4 separate regions of the Homo sapiens genome follow, and all the other regions are linked to region 2. Evidence: chromatin contacts called from ENCODE Hi-C or POLR2A ChIA-PET data. All regions are on one chromosome and are shown on one strand. The core of a region is the stretch at or near the end of the contact, and the rest is flanking DNA. Distances in the headings are between cores, read along the strand shown.

Evidence for each region. Hi-C counts contacts between places; a loop is a spot of excess contacts on that map. ChIA-PET counts read pairs that join two places held with the same protein, here RNA polymerase II (POLR2A). Pooled maps may share reads with other maps.
Region 1: a pooled map shows a loop between it and region 2 (7-fold over the local background). The contact joins the promoter of SHISAL2A here to the promoter of NRDC in region 2. A Hi-C loop is called at or near these places in 3 of 37 single-sample maps with no recorded cell type and 9 of 50 pooled maps. POLR2A ChIA-PET finds 5 or more read pairs at or near these places in 2 of 52 experiments (CD8-positive, alpha-beta memory T cell and WTC11).
Region 3: a loop to region 2 is called in a map of CD8-positive, alpha-beta T cell, with 7 times the contacts of the local background. The contact joins the promoter of TUT4 here to the promoter of NRDC in region 2. A Hi-C loop is called at or near these places in 4 of 168 maps with a recorded cell type or tissue (B cell, CD8-positive, alpha-beta T cell and naive thymus-derived CD4-positive, alpha-beta T cell), 3 of 37 single-sample maps with no recorded cell type and 14 of 50 pooled maps. POLR2A ChIA-PET finds 5 or more read pairs at or near these places in 4 of 52 experiments (CD4-positive, alpha-beta memory T cell, GM10248, SK-N-SH and 1 more).
Region 4: a loop to region 2 is called in a pooled map, with 9 times the contacts of the local background. The contact joins the promoter of ZYG11A here to the promoter of NRDC in region 2. A Hi-C loop is called at or near these places in 2 of 37 single-sample maps with no recorded cell type and 7 of 50 pooled maps. POLR2A ChIA-PET finds 5 or more read pairs at or near these places in 1 of 52 experiments (WTC11).

What each region holds. Positions count from the first base shown.
Region 1 is chr1:52,631,202-52,636,147 of GRCh38, forward strand. It overlaps SHISAL2A (shisa like 2A), which reads left to right and starts at 1,967. Exons shown (of 3, transcript NM_001042693.3): 1 at 1,967-2,474. The coding sequence starts at 2,293. LOC124904178 (a long non-coding RNA gene) reads right to left here and starts at 2,254. Exons shown (of 2, transcript XR_007066084.1): 1 at 2,107-2,254. RefSeq lists silencers at 1,845-1,954, 2,045-2,234, 2,245-2,294.
Region 2 is chr1:51,876,385-51,881,417 of GRCh38, forward strand. NRDC (nardilysin convertase) reads right to left here and starts at 2,343. Exons shown (of 31, transcript NM_001101662.2): 1 at 1,891-2,343. The coding sequence starts at 2,231. RefSeq lists enhancers at 133-664, 2,333-2,627, 2,511-2,690, 3,081-3,634 and silencers at 2,381-2,430, 4,388-4,585.
Region 3 is chr1:52,549,214-52,554,381 of GRCh38, forward strand. It overlaps TUT4 (terminal uridylyl transferase 4), which reads right to left and starts at 3,879. Exons shown (of 30, transcript NM_001009881.3): 1 at 3,718-3,879. LOC105378723 (a long non-coding RNA gene) reads left to right here. Exons shown (of 4, transcript XR_007066083.1): 2 at 1,467-1,591; 3 at 2,144-2,193; 4 at 3,028-3,624. RefSeq lists silencers at 3,492-3,821, 3,892-4,021, 4,062-4,171, 4,182-4,581.
Region 4 is chr1:52,840,392-52,845,780 of GRCh38, forward strand. It overlaps ZYG11A (zyg-11 family member A, cell cycle regulator), which reads left to right and starts at 2,369. Exons shown (of 14, transcript NM_001004339.3): 1 at 2,369-2,582. The coding sequence starts at 2,493. RefSeq lists a silencer at 2,119-2,448 and an enhancer at 2,950-3,543.

The sequences.
Region 1 (4,946 bases), core at 717-3,216, 750 kb after region 2:
TGGCCTGGTGCGGTGGCTCACACCTGTAATCCCAGCACTTTGGGAGGCTGAGGTGGGTGGATCACTTGAGGTCAGGAGTTCAAGACCAGCCTGGGCAACATGGTGAAACCCTGTCTCTACTGAAAATACAAAAATTAGCCAGGCGTGGTGACGCATGCCTGTAATCCCAGCTGCTTGGGAGGCTGAGGCAGGAGAATCACTTGAACCCTGGAGACAGAGGTTGCAGTGAGCCGAGATTCCAGCCTGGATGACAAAGTGAGACTCCATCTCAAAACAAAACACAAAAAACAAAAACAAAAAAAAACCCACTATTCTGAATAGGGGTTCATAGGCTTCATCAGACTGCCAAGGGGGACATGGAGACAGACATGGGTATCAGCCCTGCCTGGGCCATTGATCGCTGTGTGGTATTGGACTTGTTATTTCAGGCACATTCACCCCTGCGTGGCTCACCCCAGAGGGCTGTTGGGAGGAACAAATTAATTCTTGGCTGGGAGAGGGTTTTGGAAATTGTTGGAGGCTTTCTAGTTTTGCCAAAAGCCAGGGCAGAGCGCTTTCTTCCTCCCAGCTGATCTCCAGGCCTCCAGGAAGCCTCTCCCTCCCAGAGGATTCCTCCCCTGTACTCTCCATCTGATAAAGAGGCTGAAGTGCACCCTCATTAGTGTAGGCTCTCCAGCTCCCAGTCTGCTCAGACCCACAGCTCAGGGGAGGAATGTTCTGGAGGATAATAACAGTTCCCTCCAGCTTTCATATTTGACCTTACAGTGACTCTTGAGGACACCGCCTCCCTCAGAGCCCTCCCCTGCTTCCTCAGATGGTGCCCCTCTGTGTCCAGGTCCTTGCATTTCCCTTTTTACTGCCCTGTGCTGTGATCGTCAGTCAGTCTGACTCCTCCATCAGACTGTGTGTTTCTCAACGGCAGGCCCAGATCTGATCCCTCTCAGGGGCCCTAGGGCCCACCCAGGTCAGGGCAGCGGCACAATCAGCATCTGAGGAGCTGGCCTGGGTGAGGACAAGGAACCCAAAGCTCAGAGAGAAACAGCAGGGAAGGGGTAGAGCTGGGCTGGAGCCCAGATCCCCTGATACCCACGGCCCGTTCCCCACACGTCCAAACCAAGGGCGAAGGAATCGGGGGTGCCCGAGGCACCACAGTAACTATTTCCTACCCTACCCACTGCTGTGAAAAATGTAGAGCTAAGGCACTGAAGGTGCTGTATGAAGCCCTTCCAGATGGCGTAAGGCAACAGGGTACATGGGGGAAGCCAAGGCACTGAGAGCCCCTTCAGACTGTGGTTCTCTGATGCTAGTGAGAACACTGCCCTTGTTCTCTGGAAGTAATTTTTCAAAATGGACAGGTCTGCTGACTTTCTTTGCTGGTCAGTGTGGGGAAGGAGGTTACCGTCTGGGCCCATCCACACCCATATTCGGCTCCTTGTCCCAGGCCAGTGGCAGGCAGTATGAACAGAAGAGTGTGGACATTGTCCGTGCACGAGCTAGCTCTCAGCGAGACTAGCAGGGACTCCAGATGATGAGGACATCTAAAAGCCCGCTAGAAAAGAGGCACCATGAAAGCCGCAGAAAGAGCAAGGACTTCCTACTAGGCCGCCCCCGGTTAAAATCTCGTGGGCTTAGGAACTCCGGGAAATGGCTTCTCTCTGGCCCTCAGCTCTCACCTTTAACACGGATGCGAACATCCCCGGGCCCCTGGGTTTTTGCGGAGGTTGGGTGAGGTTGTGTTCACTCTCCTCACTGACCCCGCCGTGTGGTCGCCGGCTGGTGCCTTGTCTGTCTGCCCCAGCCCCGAATGCCCCGAGACTCCCGGCGCCGGCTCGGTGCAGGTAAGGCGCCCGCGCCCTGGCCTCGAATTCCCGCCCCGCCACTCTGGCCGCGTCGTGCTGTCGTTGCGCACCCAGCGCCCTCGTGCAGGCAGGGGGAGCGCAGTGGGGAGGGGGCAGGAAGCGCAGGCAGAGCCAGGCGAGCACGCGGCTCCCGGCCCAGCTCCCCGCGTCCGCTCCGGCTCCTGCCGCGTTCCAGCAGCCGTCACTCCCGCCGCCGGCCCCCGCCGCCCGCCCCGCCTGCCCCTACCCCTCCGCGCGGGCCGGGCACCTGGCCGCCGCTCGGTCCTCGGGGCCCCGCGCTGCTGTCTCTGTCTCGGCTTCTCTCGGCCCCTGGGTCTCTTCGTCTCTGCCGTTCTCAGGCTCAGCTCCGTCTCGCTCGGTCCCTCGCTTCCCCGCCGGGCTCTAGCCGGCCGTCTGGTGGCCCGAGGTGGCGGCGGGCTGGGCGCGGGGCGCGATGAGCGGCGCCTGCACGAGCTACGTGAGCGCAGAGCAGGAGGTGGTGCGCGGCTTCAGCTGCCCGCGGCCGGGGGGCGAGGCGGCCGCTGTCTTCTGCTGCGGCTTCCGCGACCACAAGTACTGCTGCGACGACCCGCACAGCTTCTTCCCCTACGAGCACAGCTACATGTGGTGGCTCAGGTACCGTCCCTGGCCCTCACCCTACCTTGAACCCCACTCCAGTCTCAGCGCCTTCACCCCAGCCTCAGCCCCCACCCGAGTGTCCACCTGAACATCAGCAGCAAGCTCTAGTCCTTACCGTCCTCATGCCCACAGCATCAACCACCCCGTGAAACCCCATCTCAGCTCGATTTCCTCATCCTGACCCCAACCATTATTTAGAGCCATGCTCGGACCTCCCCCTCCTCTAATCCAAAACAATCCTCACTCTATCCCCACCCCAAACTTCATTCCATCACCACCCTCATCCCAACCCCAAATCACATATCAAGCCTCCCCCTAACAGCAACTTCCATCTTCAAACATTCACAGGCAGCCCAACTCCACCCCAATCATCATCCCACCAAGGTGCCCTTCCTAATATCAACACCAGCCTTATTCCTGACTTTCCACACTCCCCAGTACTGACCCCAGACCTTATTCTATCACCAGCCCCAACCTCCTCTTCTGTCCTGCCTGCAGTCCCACCTCAGCTCTTCTCCCACATCCTGACTCCAAATATTATTAATATCTAGATCTACATCCAAACCTCAACCTCCAGACTTAACCCTCGCCTGGTGCTACACCCCAACCCCAGCCTCAGCCCAGCGTCAACCCTTGGTTCCCTTTTGTATTTAGTCATTCTTTCGGGCACTCTCTACTGAGCACTTGGTGTGTGCCAAGCCCTGTGGTGAGTGCTGGGGATGTACCCCATCCTCAAGCTAAGGCAGAAGACTCGGGAGTCAGAGCTGCCTCCAAGTTCATCATGAGACAATGGCATAGTGCAGAAGCTAGCTCAGGCCATATTCATAGAAGTGTTGACTCTCCACCCATAGGACCTCAGTTTCCCCATTTGTTCAGGGAAGAGGTTGCATTCCTGGAGCCTAAGTGTTGGCTTGAGAGGGTAATAGGTCTCAATCCCCCTGGGTCTCCAAAGGCCTTACCTGGAGAATGGAACTTGATCCTCAGCCTACTTTGGGAAACAGGCATCAGCAAAAATTGAGTGGGCCATCTCAGTAGTTAGTGATTTTCCTGTCCCTGGAGGTATATGAGCAGAGGCTGCTGCCCTCTGGGTGGGAAAGGACAGTGTCCTATGCCACGAAAACTTCTCAAGTCTCTGGCTTTTCATCTATCAAACGGGCAGTAGGATGATCAATCATTGCCCTGATTTCTGACTAAGGCAGTGGTAACGGTCAAATGACATACATAACAGAGCTGAAATCAACTTGACATATGCCAATGACAATTACAAATATTATTGCTTTTTCTAGGTGACTCGATCCACAATTCTAAATGATTTTCAGATGGCCAGGTTATCAGATCCTACATATTTGTGCTATCTATAACCCAGGGAATTATATTAATGTATTTTCTGTTCATCCATATATTCATTCATTCATTCATTCATTCTAGCCTTTACTTTGTGCCAGGCACTTTGCAAGGTATTGGAGACACAAAAATCAATTATTCCCTGCCCCTGAGGAACTCACAGTTTATTTAGAGATACAATGGTATTCACTTGACAAGTTCATTTTGCTTGCTGCCCAAAAAAACCAATGCACTGAGAACAACAGGTTTTGCAGCAAAGAAAGAGTTTAATAATCACAGGGCCAACCAAGTGGCAAAATAGGACATAATTCTCAAATCCACACCCTCATTCCCCACCCCCCACCCCACCAGAGAATTCGGAGACTATGGTTTCTCAAGGAATGGTGGCAGATGGGGCTAGGGAATAGGGAATGCCAATTGGTTGGGTTAGGGATAAAATCGTAGGGGATCAAAGCTACCTTCTTGCACTGAGTCAGTTGCTGGGTAGGGGAGCTCACAAGACCAGTTGAGCCAGTTTATTGGTATGGGTTACTGGTCCAGGTGGCACCAACTGGTCTATCAAAATGAAAGGTCTGAAAGATACCTCAAACACCAGTTTTAGGTTTTACAACTCCTCCTATAGGAGGAGTTGAGGAGATTACAAATCATGTGACCTCCAGCTACACGACTCCTGAACCATAATTCTAACCTTGTGGTTAATTTGTTAGTTTAACAAAGGCAGTTGCAGTCCCTGAGCAAGGAGGGTGTTAGTTTTAGGAAGGGGCTGTTATCATCTTTGTTTTAAAGTTAAACTATAAACTAAATTCCTCTTATAGTTAACTTGGCCTGTGCCCAGGAATGAAGAAAGACAGCTCGTAAAGTTAGACACAAGATGGAGTCAGCTATGTCAGATTTCTCTCACTGTGATAATTTTTCTGTATCAGATTTCTCTTACTGTGATAATATTCACTAGGGCACTTTCACAACATTCACCTAAAGTGAAACAATGAAGTTTTGTTGAAGGCCCACTGTGTAGTTGGCATTGAGCTAGGCTCTGAAATAAGATGGCACTGACCTCCCTTGTAAGTACAGAGACAATGTGGAGCTTTGGGGCTGGTCAGAATCTGTCACTTATTATCTATGTGG
Region 2 (5,033 bases), core at 1,093-3,592:
TATAAATACAAAATTCATTTATGGTTCATATATACCTTATACACATAACCTGAAGATAATTTTATACAATATTTTTAATAATTTTGTGCATGAAACAAAGTTTGTGTACATGAACCAACCATCAAAAAGCAAAGGTGCCAAGTGTGGAATTTTTCACTTGTGGTGTCATGTTGGCGCTCATAAAGTTTTGGATTTCCGAGCATTCTGGATTTTTGGATTAGGGATACTCAACCTGTACAATCACATCTTTGATGAGAAAGAAAATTTAGCTCATTTATAAAGATCTCTTGACTCTGGCAGCCTGGAGAAAATATATCTAGACTTGAAGTGAAAGGAGAAATTAGGTTGGTCCTGAACTTGGAGCTAAGTGTCATCTGTCAAAGAGGTGTGGTGGGAAGTGGAAAAGATTATCTATAAGGTTGTTTCTTGCGCTAACGCTGTAGGGGCTTATAACAAATTTAGAACTAGAATCCTTCAGCTTTCAATTCACATAAGCAAGAAATTTGTAAAAAATCGGCAAACGGGCTGGGCGGGGTGGCTCACGCCTGTAACCCCAGCACTTTGGGAGAAGAGGCGGGCGGATCACAAGGTCAAGAGATCGAAACCATCCTGGCCAATATGGTGAAACCCCGTCTCCACTAAAAATACAAAAAATTAGCCGGGCGTGGTGGCGAGCACCTGTAGTCCCAGCTACTGGGGAGGCTGAGGCAGGAGAATCGCTTGAACCCGGGAGGCGGAGGTTGCAGTGAGCCAAGATCGCGCCACTGCACTCCAGCCTGGTGACACAGCAAGACTCCGTTTCAAAAAAAAAAAGGAAATCAGCAAATGATACACTGAATTTGGTGTCAGATAGTAGGGGTCATCATACCAGCTCTGTTATTATTTAGCTGTGTGATTCAGAGCAAGAAGCAAACTCTTTGGGTCTCAATTTCCTCAACCTGTTCAACGAAGTTATTGGACAATATGAACTCTATTTAAAATACATCAAAGTCCAGGCCTGGCACAGTGGCTCACGCCTGTAATCCCAGTACTTTGGGAGGCCAAGACAGGAGGATTCCCTAAGCCCAGGAGTTTGAAATTAGCCTGGGCAACATCGCAAGACCCAGACTCTTATTAAAACACACACGCACACACACACACGCAAGATACATCATAGTCATGATACTCCATGAAATAAGCTACCTCTGAAGGAAAATACTCAGGTGGGGACTGAATCACCAATTATTAGAAATGTTTAGAGAACTCCTGTACAAACCAAAAGTAGAGAATTTCAAGGTTAGAAGAAACCTTACAACTCACCCAACTGAGACCTAAGCCCTCTCTAATATATTCCTGGACGAGGTCGCCCAACCGTTTTGGTAATGGAGAACTACCCATGGAAACAAGTCACTTCAACTTAGGCCAAATATGATGCAAAGTTACTTTACTGAAGCCACACCATCCTCTGGTAACTTTCGTCCACTAGTTTCACCTATCACTTAAGTGTCCCTCAAATATTTTGGATAGTGATAATATGCCCCTTAAATATCCTGTCCTCCAAATTAAAGTATCCAACTCCGTCAACCTTTCCTGGTAACATAATACCAAGACTCCCTCACCATTCAGGCTGCGTTCCTCAAAGAAACCTTCATTCTTGCTTTAGCGACTGTATTCAAATGACTCGAAAAGCTTCTCCCATTCTGACGTCTTACAACCCAAGATCTCCCACTTGCCCAGCTGACACCACAGGGAAGCCTCTAATCACGCTTGCCACCTCCACCCAAGGAAGCATTTGGGGTGGAAAGTGTGCCCTGTTGCTCCATTGGGAGACATGGAGACAAGAAGTGACGGCGGCACCGACAGAGAAGCCGGCACACTGTTCGCCTCCCCATTGCAAGCCTCCTCCCTCACCGGTATTGCTTGGGGTCGCTGGGAGACTTGACGATCTCAGGGTCCCCAGCATTACTGAGAGACCCCCTCCGTCCCTCTTCCTCAGATTCATCCGCTCCTAGACGGGCAACCCGGCTGTTCTCGCCCAGATCCTGTCCATTGGGCTGCAGGTCAGGGCAGCTGCAGGTAGACTTCGCCTTGTTCCTTCCAGGCATGGCCAGAATAGGAAAGGGTCTGGCAGCAGCAGAGTCTTCGCACCGACCCCGCGTTTCGATTCCCCAGAGCGCCGCGAGCTCCCGCCCGGCCTCACACAACTTCCTCCGGGTGGCACAGACTGCAGCAACAGTGACTCTCCTCAGCATTCACCACCAAGCTGGAGCGATGGACATCCCGCTTCCCAGGACCCACCTCCTCCGCGTTCTAGAGGCGGTGGCGGCCGGCCCTGGTGCTGCCGCAGCCGCGGGGAACAGGCCTGAACCCCTCCCCCAACCCAGTCTCCCTCTCGCCGACTTCCCTCGTCCCTCCGCCCTCCCGGCCGCCGATGACGCTACTGATTTCAGCCAATCATGAGGCAAGAAAGTAGTCACGCTCACGTAAGCAACCAATCAGAACAGGAAAGGAGAGGCACCAACGTGACCCGGACTGATTCTCGGAACAGCCAGCGAACATTTCGAAACCCAAAGTGGGCGGGGCGAGGGAGAAGAAGCGGAGAGAGTGGCGCGGAGGACGACGGGAGAAGGGCCCCCGGCGCGTTTATGACGTACGAGTGTGTTTTGTGGAAACCACTGAGTAGTGCTCCGCGTGTCAAAGAAAAATATTCCCCTAATGAGAAAACTGAGAAACGAGTGCAGAGAATTAATTCCAAAGTTTTAAATTTTCCCATTCGTGTCATAGTTTGGGTACCCTACTCCTCAGACCCGGGGCGAGCCTTCGGCTGTGACTCAGCACATAAAAAACCAGAACGCCGGAAGTATTTTCCTACACCCGCCGGATGGACGCTGCTCCCGAGCGCCGCAAATACTAATTGGCTCTTCTCTACCCTACAGTCGGCCCGACAGTGGTGGGGTTTCATCCTCAAGCCCTAAGAAAGTGCTAAAAAGACCAGTCTGGATGTGCTAACTCTTCTGTGTGAAAACGTTTTTTAGCTCCTCCAGCCTCCTGTTAAATTCGGCCAATTTTTATCGAGCAGCTGCAGCGTCTGCTGCCTTCAAGTCTCCTTTCCCAGTTTTTCCCGCTAGCAGTGGTCTTTGGTTAGCAATGTAAAATGTGACGGAAATACAAACATAAATGAAAGCTAAAAAGCAGCTGAAATTAGTAAGATGCACTATACTGACACCATGGGGTAAGAGATCATAGCTCATACATACGAATGAGCGGGGAAAGACGTGAAGCAGGGAGATGTGTTGATAGTTACTGTATCTTCAAGGTTTTCGAGGCCTCTTCTGAGTTCCAAATGCAAGGAATACAACCATGAACAAAACAAAACTTGCCTTAGGCTGGGCGTGATAGTGATAGCTCACACCTATAATCCTAGTACTTTGGGAGGCCGAAGCGGGAGGATTGCTTTGAGCCTGGGAATTTGGTACCAGCCTGGACAACATGGTGAGACCCCCGTCTGTACAAAATTCTTTTTTAAAATTAGCCAGGCTTGGTGATGCGTGCATGTGGTCCCAGCTACTCAGGAGGCTGAGGCAGGAGGAACGCTTGAGTCCAGGAGGTCGAGGCTGCAGTGAGCCGTGATTGCAACACTGCACTCCAGCCTGGTTGACACAGTGAGACCCTGTCTAAACAACGACAACAAAAATTTAAAGCCTTGCCTTGGGGGAGCTTGCATCCTAATGGGAAGGAACTGTAAAATATGTAAACTAAAGTAAATCAGGCTTTTAAATAATTCAAGTTAGCTTTCTTCAGAAGTCTTATTGAGGACTGCCACCTGGGAGAGTCAGAGAGTTTTTTTTTTAGACTGCTCCAAAGCAGTGTTTCAGCCCGCAGCTTCTATACAGGTGGTGGCCGCTCTGCATGTGCTTGGAAGTTAAATCAAATGTGCTCAGAAAGGCTGGGCCTGTAATCCCAGTGATTAAGGAGGCTGAGGCAGAAGGATTGCTTGAGGCCAGGCATTTACAACCAGCCTGTGTAACATATCAAGACTCTGTCTCCACACACACATAAAAAAGCAAGGCGTGGTAGAACATCCCTGTAGTCCTAGCTACAGGAGAGGCAGAGTTAAAAGGATTGCTGGGACTCCTGAGTTTGAGGTTACAGTGAACTATGATTGTGCCTCTGCACTCTAGCCTGGTGACAGAGCAAGACCTTGTCTCTAATAAAAAAGAAAAAATGTACTCAGGAGTTACACTAGAGCAAAATCTCATGAAGGTTTAGGTGGAAGAGTACACATGTTTATAGATTATGGAGGCATAGTCATTAATCCTGTCAGAAATGTACAGGAAGAGGCAAGGTCGAGCATCATTGGATTTATCTTTTCTAAAAATGCAGTGATTCAGGCAAGAGACATGGGAACTTGTGCTCTATCCTGCATATTTTCAGGGTATTCTGGAGGGCTGTGCGCAGTCACTGAGGCTGTGAAATTCTGCTGGCAAGAGAGTTTGTGAAATTCTGCTGGTAAACAGAATGAGCAGACATGGCTTCTTATGTTTGCTACTTTGTCTCACATATACAAAAAACAATAAATGCAATGAAGACAAATTGTATAGGATAGGAAGATAAGGAGTTAGGGAGGAAGGGTACAATGATTCAGGTAGAAAATGATGGAACCTGAACTGGAGCAGTAGATGAGGTAAATTGAAAAATACTGTTTAAAATATCCCAGTTTGTTTCCATACATCTTTTCAAGAACTTACCACTTTAAGCAACTCCACTAGACTTCTCTTCTTCAGAGCAGTGGGTTGTTGTTGGTTTTATTTGTTTGTTTGTTTAGAGATGAGTTCTCACTATGTCTATCCAGGCTGGTCTCAAACTCCTGGCCTTAAGCCATCCTCCCACCTCAGCCTCCCAAATCACTGGGATTACTATAGGCATAACTACTGCACCTAGCTCACAGCAGTGGTTTTTAATTAAATTTTTCTAACTAGATACAAAGGTGGGCTGGATCTAATGGCATGTGTCTGTAGTCCCAGCACTTTGGGAGACTGAGGAAGGTGGATCAC
Region 3 (5,168 bases), core at 2,629-5,128, 670 kb after region 2:
CAACCACTATCTCACTTGGTGATCTCACAAGATAAAAATTCAAACACCTTAATACAACATAAATGGTCCCTCACAATTTGCTACTTCCAATCATTTATCTCACCATTCTATCCATATCAATTCCTACCACACTGAATTTCTCACTCTCCCTCACTCCCCAAGGCTCATTACAATTTATCATCTTTGCATGTTATTCCCTAGGTCTGGAATGACCTCCAACCTCCAGTCCATCTTCCTCTCCACCTAGCAAACTCCTACTCACCCTTCAAGAGCTAGTTTCTTCCCTCTCAACTCCCACAATCTAGTGTGTTGTAATTTACTGTATTATATGTAGACTGATACAAATGCAAATGTTTGATGAAATGAATGTTTAAATGAATGAATGAACAACCTTAGGCAGTTTCCCATTCTAAATAATTGAGAAAATAATACACCTGAAAAGCAACATCACATATACATTATATTAGGAAGAGAGATCTGCTTTGAAATCTAATTCTATGATCTTCAGCAAATCACTAACCTCTGTGACTCAAAGATTCCTCACCTATAAACAGGTTTCAAAGGGCTGTTACACTGAACGAGTGAAAAAAAAATGCATAAACAGTGTCTAGCGCAGTGCCTGGAACAAAACAGGCACTCTAAAAAGTTTTGGTTCCCTTCTCTCTCCCTCAACTCATAATTATAGATATCCAATGAGATGATGTGACATAAAAATAATTTGAACATAAGACACCACACAAATCTCTCACTTAAGGGGGAAAAATCCTAACATTAATCTTTGCATTTATATACCCTTTCTTCTCCTTGGGCCTGTAAGAAATACTCCGGAGGAAAAGTCGGAACCTGCTTTTTCAGAGTGTGTGGTTTATTTGAATATAGTCTGTACATAATAAAATAAAGATTTAAAAAAGGAAAGAAAAATACTCTGCAGAAATGATGGTTTTTAAACATTTCCCCCAAATTATGTAATTATTTAGGATTCTAGAATTAAAACAATTCAGTTAGTACCCAGTAAACAACTCTAATTGCTCTAAGATTAATAACAAAAAGTCTACATATCCTGTTTTAAAGTATGGTGTCCCTTTCCTTTGACTTTTTTAGGTCTTTCTGGAATTGTTCTTTTTTAGAACGTATTTCTATCCTACTGCAGTGGCTTTAACTGAATTTAACATTTTTTAATCAATTCAAGTATTTGCAATTTATTTGAAAAAGGAACACAACTCATTGAGTTCTATTTTGTCAAACAAAATGTTCTGGCATCAACATTAACAGGTAAGTATTGCTTTTTTTTTTTTTTTTTTTTGTTTAAGACAGGGTCTTACTCTGTCGCCCAGGCTGGAGTACAGTGGCGCAACTGTGCCTCACTGCAACCTTGAACTCTGGGCTCAGGCAAACCTCCTACCTCAGCTTCTGGGACTACAGACGCACACCACCACGCCCAGCTAATTTCTTTTATTTTTTGGCAGTGACAAAGTCTCACTATGCTGCTCAGACTGATATCAAACTCCTACGCTCAAGCAATCCTCTCGCCTCCACTTCCCAAAGTGCTGAGATTACAGGCGTGAGTGAGCCACCTGGCCAGGCCCTACAGGTAAGTGTTGGTTATTTTGTTTCTCTGAAACTAGAAACTTTAACAGTGAATAAATTCAAACACCTTTCTTGATCAACAGATCCTGATTTGACATTCTGTAGAGAACACAACATAATTAATGGTACTTATTTTTATGTCAAGATTAACTTTGAGATAAAAAAGAATTCTAATTACTTACTCTAAAATGAATCTGCTGAGAGCTAATAAAAATTCTCTTTAAACAGCTCTTTGTTAATCAGAGAAATTTATAATTATACATTTTGATTCTAAAAGGTCTAAAATTAAAATGTAGACACTGTACTGTTCTAGCTCCAGCAACTAAAAATAAATGTAATTTTAGGTGTCACTTAGAATTTATAAACTTGAACTTATATGCATGACAATATTTGTTAATTTATCTGTACTAACAACTTGGCCTATGACAATGAAAATACTTTAAATTTCTTTTCTGTATTTAAATGTTTGCTGGATTTAAAACATCAAATGTCATTAACTTTCACTTCCATTTCTGAATTATTTTAAGAAAACTTCATTTTTCATTTTCCACACTAGCCAAGTGAAAAACTGCAAGCAGCAGAAAAATTTATCTAAGAGTTTTAAAAGTAAGTTTCTTTTGTTTATATTAAATATAAATATTTTTAAAGCATAAAACGACTTAAAATTCTTATCTTCCCCAAAGTATATGGTTTCTAAGAAGCAATCTTTAAAAATTTGTTTATAAAAGCAACATAGCACACTAGACACTAATGAGTTATCTTAAGCACAGCTTTTTAAGAGAATCAATATTTCATTTTACCAGTTGTGACTAATCAGTACTACGATGCAGTGTAGTGACATACATGAGTTCTAAGCCTAAAGAAAATTTCAGCGCGCTCGCGCGCGCACACACACACATACACACACACACACAAAGTCGGCTTTTCTTTTTAAACCATCCCACAATTCAACACCTCTCGGTGGTATTCTCTGAATTATCATATCTGGCTGGGATTATCCAATTTTATTAGCTAACAGTTCTCATTACTTTAAAAACAGAAACAGGATATGTTCTGTTTCATCAAGTGCTACAAACATTTCGCTGCTGTAAGACTGGAGGGAAAAAATCTTTGGAAATAAAAGGCCATCTGATCCACTCGGGCTAATTACTAAATGCATGCCAACAATACACAATTCGAATTGCATTTCTGGACACAATTTAAGATCACGATAGGGCAGGTCAAATGTGTAAGGAACTACTACTTCTATCAAAATGAAGAAGCAGATATACGGTATCTAAGATCTCACGCAAAATTCATCTAAGACTTCGAAATCTTCTGAAAAGAAAATGTGTAATCAACGTTGTTAATACAACAGTAATTCATCCCATTCAAGTACGACTAGAAATCCCGCTGATGTGCTTCTTTCAGGTCTAAACATCTCATTCTTTCGCAATCCAGATACCAACAGGAGTCTGAAACCCTTCGCAGAGGCGTGCAACACACTAGGAGAGCGCTATCTGTTTACAAATACGAATCTCAGTTACCCACGTCAAAACCGCGCATTACCACCTTTCGACTGGGGGGCGGGGGAGAGAGAAGGCGGGCGAGCAAGAAACAAAATCCACACAGACACCTCTGCCTTCTCCCTACAAGGACGAGCCCGGGGAAACATTCAGTATGTATTATATGCGTGTATACATTTATATACATTATGTAGTCACCTATGTCTAAGCAAGGGTGAAAGAAAAAGGTACACATGACAGGGAATCGTAACTGGACCCAACAGAAATGTTCAAACCAATCCCGTTAACTCAAAATCCGCCCCGCTGGTCTACAACAGGTTTCGGTCCGGGACCGGGAGCCCCAGCCACAGTGTGGAGTTCGTCCCCAAAGCGCCCCAATGCCCTCCTCAGGCCGCCCAGGCCGCCGTCCCCACCTCCCTTATCTCAGCCTTCCCCTGGGACACCCGAAGCCCGTTCCAGGAAAGAAAGAAGTGTCAGGCCCCCAGGGGGCGGCTGAGACGCTCTCAGGCCAGGCCCCCGACACCTGCGAAGCGCGGCACCTGGGGAGGGCGAACCGGGGGCCGCCCGGCCTTCCCGAGCACACCCCCTCGGTACCCGACGCTGCCCCGCGGCCGGAACCTCGTACCTGCGAGGCCCGCGAGCTACAGGCGCGCGCGACGCCTCCTCATCTCAGTGGCTCCTGCTCTCCCTCCGCCTCCTGCTGCCGCCGCCGTCGCCGCTGCCGCCGCTGGAGGCCGGGACACGACTAGCTCAGGACTCCACCGCCATGTCCGCCGCGCCGCGAACTGCATTGTGGGGGGGAAGGGATGGGGAGGGGGAGGAGGAGGGAGAGGGAGAGGGAGAGAAAGAGGAGGACCCGCTGAGGGGAGGGGGCGAGGGAGAGCGGTTGCCGGGGGAGAGGGGGAGGGGAGAGGACAGAGCCTGTAATGGGGTCCTGGCCCGGGAGAGGAGGAGCTACGCGCAGAGGGAAGGGTTCAGGGGTGCCCCCTCCCTTCGTTCGGGGGGCCCCACAGGCACCGTTTACACCGGGGCGGGGGAGGGGGGAAACAGCACTGGGGGGAGGGGTCTCGTGGTGGCCGCGAAGAAACAATGGGGAGAAGGCCGAGGTAGGAGGATCGCGCACTCACACCCACGCGGAGGGAAGGGAGCGCGCGAGAGACACTCGTTAGCTCGCGAGGAGGGGGCGGGCCGCTGGCAGAGGGGAGGAGGGAGCCACCCGGGGCTCGCGGGCAGGGGCGGGGCCGCCGAGCGGAGGTCGCGAGGTCCCGCAGCCCGCCTGGGCGCCGCGGGTTAGCCGCGCTGATTCGCCCGCTTGCCGGAGTGGGTGGGGGTGGCGGGCGCCCCAGTGCTGCCCCAGTCTGGTTCCTAGTCTCTGCCGAGGCCCCCGAGCTGGAAGCCGAGCCCGAGGGCCGCCTCGGCGCCTCGCTCCCAAGGCTGCTCCCCCTGGGGAGGAAGGCCGGCCTGGAATGGGTACCCTCTGGCCTGGCACTCGGACTGGGCGTGGCCCGAGCCTCGGCGGACCCTCGGAAGCCCAAGCGGGCTTCGGAGCAACGGTAGGGAGCGGGGCAGAGGAAGCCGCCAGGGTCGACCCCCACCCACTCACCACGGCCTCCAGCCCACCGCAGCTGGACCTTTTTTCCTTTGAAAAGGCAGGCAGTTCAGGAATGAAGGAGCTCGAAGAGAAATCTCTGGAGCACTCCATCTCCCACCCCCAAAAGAGGTTTTAGAAATCATTTCTTTAGCTGCAGGCGGGCATAAAACCATCTACCATCAATGGGCCCCCTCATCCCCTTGCTTTTAACGTATTACATTCCTCTACATAATTATTTAAAGTCACGGGCGGAACGGACTTAAGGTTTTGTTAGTTTTGTTTTTTGTTGTTTTTTTTTAAGACCCCAGCCTCAGAGATTATTTAGCCAATCTCTGACCTCAAAGCTGGACAAAGCACACAACCTCTGTGCTCTGTGCCCAGTCCTTTGAGTTTGACACATGCTAGGCAGGAAAAAGGTATGAAAAGAGTGGACGTAGAGGTGAAGGGAAGATGTTAAATCTTAAGTATTTACAAGATAGTGCCTT
Region 4 (5,389 bases), core at 1,119-3,618, 960 kb after region 2:
CTCAGCCTCCCAAGTAGCTGGGATTACAGGGATGCGCCACCATGCCCAGGTAATTTTTTTGTGTATTTTTAGTAGAGATTGGGTTTCACTATGTTGGCCAGGCTGGTCTTGAACTCCTGACTTCAGGCGATCCACCCATCTCGGCCTCCCATAGTGCTGGGATTACAGGCATGAGCCACCGTGCCTGGCCTCATGTGTTACGTTTTAAATTAATTGGTTTAATAATAAGAGCTTAAATAAAATATTTTGTCAGAAAAGTGAAAAACATAATGCCTTTTATTTAGTTCATGTGACTTGGGTAATCTTTGGGAAATAAAGATGGGTTTAAAGATTATTGATAAAATACAAATGTCTTCAAAATGTAAACATGTGGTCAAAATTATGTTCAAATATTAGGTTTGCTAAATGCTTTAAGGTCATAAACTGCTTCCTTGGCTTTTGAAAATTGTTTAACTTGCCTGTTTTCTAGCTCGGTAAGGCCTGGGACATATGCAGTTGGCCACACCTCTAGATATGCTGGAAATAGTCAAACCTTATGAGAACATAACTTACCAGGTTCTATATTAAAGTTAAAATTGCTGAAATTCACACTTCAGCTGTAATAGGAAATATCCTCTCCATTGGGCAAAAGCCGAGGAAATGACTGTAACTTTCCTTCATCCTCGTCATTTACATAGGGCATACCCCAAGTAGAGGGTATTTAAACTCCCAAAAATTCTGTAACGGGGTCTTTGAGCCCCAGTGCTCGGGCCCACTCCCACATTGTGGCATTGTGGAGTGTACTTTCATTTTCAATAAATCCCTTCATTCCTTCCTTGTTTGTGCGTTTTGTCCAATTCTTTGTTCAAGACACCAAGAACATGAACACCCTCCACCGTTAACAAAAGCATATTGGCGGGGGCACGGTGGCTCACGCCTGTAATCCCAACATTTTGAGACGCCGAGGCGTGCGGATCACCAGGTCAGGAGATCTAGACCATCCTGGCCAACATGGTGAAACGCTGTCTCTACTAAAAATACAAAAATTAGCCGGGTGTGGTGGCGCGCGCCTGGAGTCCCAGCTGCTTGGGAGGCTGAGGCAGGAGAATCACTTGAACCCAGGAGGCGGAGGTTGCTGTGAGCTGAGATCGCGTCACTGCACTCCAGCCTGGGCAACAGAGCGAGACTCCGTCTAAAAAAAAAAAAAAAAAAAAAGCATATTGATTGGACTTGCAGTAAGAAAACTCAATTTTGACTCCCAGGTTGGCCACTCATCAGCTGGCCAAAAAACGTGTTGTCTATTCAACCTGTCAGTTCTTCAGTTTCCCTGTGAGAAAAATGGGGATGATACCTACAGCACAGGATTTTTTTTCTTCTTGTAGTAAGTGGATTAAATAAAAGAATAAATAAATGAAAGAAAAGCATTAGGCAAAGTACTTAAAAATAATTTTAACATCTGAATCCAATCCACTTATCAAGGACTTACTATGTAAAAAGCATTGTGATGTGTTTTACATACATTATTTAATCCTTACATTAAGTCTGTGAGATAAAGCATTCTCATTCTATTTTACTGATGAGGAAGTTGAGCTTCAGAGACATCAAGAATCTTGCTCCAGGTTCTCAAACACTAGATGGCTGAGCGGGCATTCTAATTCAGGATTCAAACTCCAAGGCTCATGCTCTTGAGAACTTTCCTTTTCCAAGGTATTGCTTTCTCTTAAATTAGCTAATGTGTACTAACTTGTGGAGTTTCTTTCCTGGAGAAAGTTAGAAGGGTCTCTCGGGGTTTCTTTCTTGGAGCAGGTTATAAGGGTCTTCTCGAGTACTTTTTAAGTAACAAGAAAGCTAAATAGATTTTTTGGTAGATACTTGCCAATATTTTGTATTCGTTTTATATTTGATTTATCCAGATACTCTAAGGAGTTGAAACAGAGAGGACCGTTAGAGAGGTGCTGTTGCCAGATTTTCAGGGGCAAAGTCTTTGAAATATATATTTTAATGTATGAAAGCTTTAAAAAATATATACATATATAGAAATAATGAATATGTGTGTGTGTGTGTGTGTGTGTGTGTGTGTGTGTGTGTGTACATGTATATATATATACAGTATTCCCCAAACCTACACAGCCGGTCCTCGGGGAATATCCTCTCAAGCCCTGAGGTGCAGGGCTGGGAAGGAGTGGGTGAGCGGCTGGGTCGTGGCAGGTTGGTCTGGGGAGGCTGGGGAGGCTGGGGAGGCGGGAGGAGAACGGTTGGCCCCGGCAGCGGCGTGTCGGAGGGCGGATGGGGCTAGGAGGCCGCCCGGGGGGTGGGGTCTGCGGCGGGCCGGCCCCCGCGTGCGCGTCGCCTCGCCGGGCATTTCAAAAGCTCGCCGGCAGGGCGCGGCGCTAGCTCCGTGTGCCTCGCAGGCGTGGTGGGCGCGTCCTGGCAGCCGCCCGCTTGGTTCTCGCGGGATCCGGGCTCCGGCTCGACGCCGGCTCTCTTTTTGACGCCCCGCCGCCGGGGTTGCCATGGTTCATTTCTTGCACCCGGGCCACACGCCCCGGAACATCGTCCCTCCTGACGCTCAGAAGGATGCCCTGGGCTGCTGCGTGGTACAGGTGAGCACCGGGGTGCGGGCGGCGACGCGGACCTCGGCGCCACGTCCAGCTCCGGCGAGCGCGGCGAGTCTCCTGGGACGCTGCCGAGGCACTTGCTGGGGAGTGTGGCCCGCGCGGGGCTGCGGTCTAGATGCCGAGCCCCTTCCAGGCGCAGGCGTCGCTGCGGAGGTGCGTTGTCGGGGGAGGCGGCCTGGGCGCCGCGGAGCGGGGGGTGCTTTTCTGCGCCCGGCGAAGCGCGTGGAACTTGCGCCCTGAGGCAGCGCGGCGAGAGCCCAGTCCCAGAGACCGGGGCGAGCCTCCTCAGGATTCCTCGCCCCAGTGCGGGCTGCTGTGAGCTTAGACGTAGGTGCAGGGCATGGCACTCGGCTTGGCCCGTAGTGGACGGTGTTTTTGCAGTCATGAACCCAAACGCCGCAAACCTTGACCGTTTCCCCACCCGTGTTGTGGACGCAGCGCCCCGCGGAGGCGGTGACCCTTTGGCCGTTACCACCTGAGGCCTTTGGGCCCGGGGCCGGGCGAGTAGCTTAGTCCGGCTGGGGGAACTGGAACCCGAAGTCTGAGATTCTTTCAGTTCCGCGCGTCCGCCCCCGTCCCCGTCCCGTCCCCAGCCTTTGCCGAATGCCTGTTACTCTTAGCTCTGGACAAAATGCAAACCCAAAGAATGTGTGTTTAGCGCCTGCTGTGTGTTAAGTGTCGCCTTTCTTTTCTTTCTTTCTTTTTTTTTTTTTTTTTGAGACGGAGTCTCGCTCTGTCACCAGGCTGGAGTGCAGTGGCGCGATCTGGGCCCACTGCAACCTCCGCCTCCGGGGTTCAAGCGATTCTTCTGCCTCAGCCTCCCGAGTAGGTGGGACTACAGGCGCGTGCCACCATGCCCGACTCATTTTTTGTATTTTTAGTAGAGACGGGGTTTCACCATGTTGGCCAGGATGGTTTCGAACTCCAGACCTCGTGATCTACCCGCCTCGGCCTCCCAGAGTGCTGGGATTACAGGCGTCAGCCACCGTGCCCGGCCAAGTGTCGCCTTTCTAAAGCAGTCTGGTAACCCCTAGTCTTTTGTAGGCTTTGCTAGGCTCCATTTTACCGATGTAGGGAAGTTGGGAGCTCTGAAATTTAGTTGACTTGCTCGTGAACTTGAATTTCACCTCAGGTGTTCAGACCTCTGGCCCCACTTTGGAAAAAACCCGCCAAGGGCCACCCTTGGGGAACTCGAGGGATTGAGTGGTGAAGGCTCGACCCAAAATTTATGGAGAGAAGGAAATGTTCTGATTAAGGTTGTGCTTTACATATTAACGCCTTGTTGGAAGACTTTGTGCCCTGCAGTGATCTAGCCTGTAATCTTTTGAACTCATTTAGAAAAGTTATATAATTTGTGGATTTGTAATTAATGGAAAACTTGGATTTTTTACGTGTGTGCTAGCATCGTCTCAAGCACATTTTTTCCTGCTTGGAATCGAAACAAGATTTCTTTACAAAAGTACTCACACCCATTTTCTCTGTCTAGTTCTGGGTATATCTCATTTTCTTTGTTAAGGATTTTATTTATTTTTAATTAATTATTTTAATTACACAAATATTGCATGAATACTTTTTTCCCTATGAAACATACATACAATTATTTCCATTTATGTCATTTTAATCTTCTCTTAGCAATGTTTTGTAGTTTTTAATATAAAAGTCTTTTCACATTTTGTTAAATTTGTTCCTGTTCTTGATACTATTGTAAATACTTTTTTTTTTTGAGACGGAGTCTCCCAAAGTGCTGGGATTACAGGCATGAGCCACCGTGCCCGGCCAGCAAATATTTTTTAAAACTTTATATTACCTTGTGTATATATAAGAATACATAAAATTGATTTTTGTATATTGATCTTGTATCCTACAGCCTGGCCAAAGTCACTTAGTTTTCTTTATTTTTTTGTAAATTTTTAAAGATTTTCTACACAGTCATATTATTTTCTTTTTATCCTTTTAATTTTTTATTTTTAATTAAGACGGTGGTTTCCCTATTGTCCAGGCTGGTCTTTGAACTCCGGCTCAAGCAATCCTCTTGCCTTGGCCTCCCATATCTTTTCAATTTTTTGCTTCATGAATTTTGAAGCTATTAGTAAGTTCGTATGCATTTAGGAATGTTAATTCTGCTTGATGAATTGGCCCTTTTATCATTAAGAAATGTCCATCTTGATCTCTAGCAATATTCTTGTCCAGAAGCCTCATTTTTTCTGACAGTGTAGTCACTCCAGTTTCCTTGTGTCTAGTGTTTAACAACTGTATGTTTTAAATTGTGTCTCTTGTAAACAGCAATCTTGCATTTGTATGTAGCCTAATGGTCTGTGCTTTTTTTTTTTTTTTTGAGACGGAGCCTTGCTCTGTCACTCAGGCTGGAGTACAGTGGTACAATCTTGACTCACTGCAACCTCCGCCTCCCGGGTTCAAGCGATTCTCTCGCCTCAGCCTCCTGAGTAGCTGGGACTACAAGTGTGTGCCACCATTTCCTGGCTAATTTTTGTATTTTTGTAGAGACAGGTATTTTTGTAGAGGCGGGGTTTCACCATGTTGCCCAGGCTGGTCCTGAACTCCTGGCCTCAAGCGACCTGCCCATCTTGACCACCCAAAGTGCTGGGATTACAGGCGTGAACCACTGCACCCAGCCTTTATTTTTGAATTTTTTTTTTTTTTTTTTTACAGAGGACAGGAAAGTAAACATTTTAATTTTTTTAATTAAAAATGTATTTTTTAAATTGATTTTTGCAGGGAGGAGAGAGTCTCACTCTGTTGCCCAGGTTTGAGTGCAGTCTGTGATCATAGCT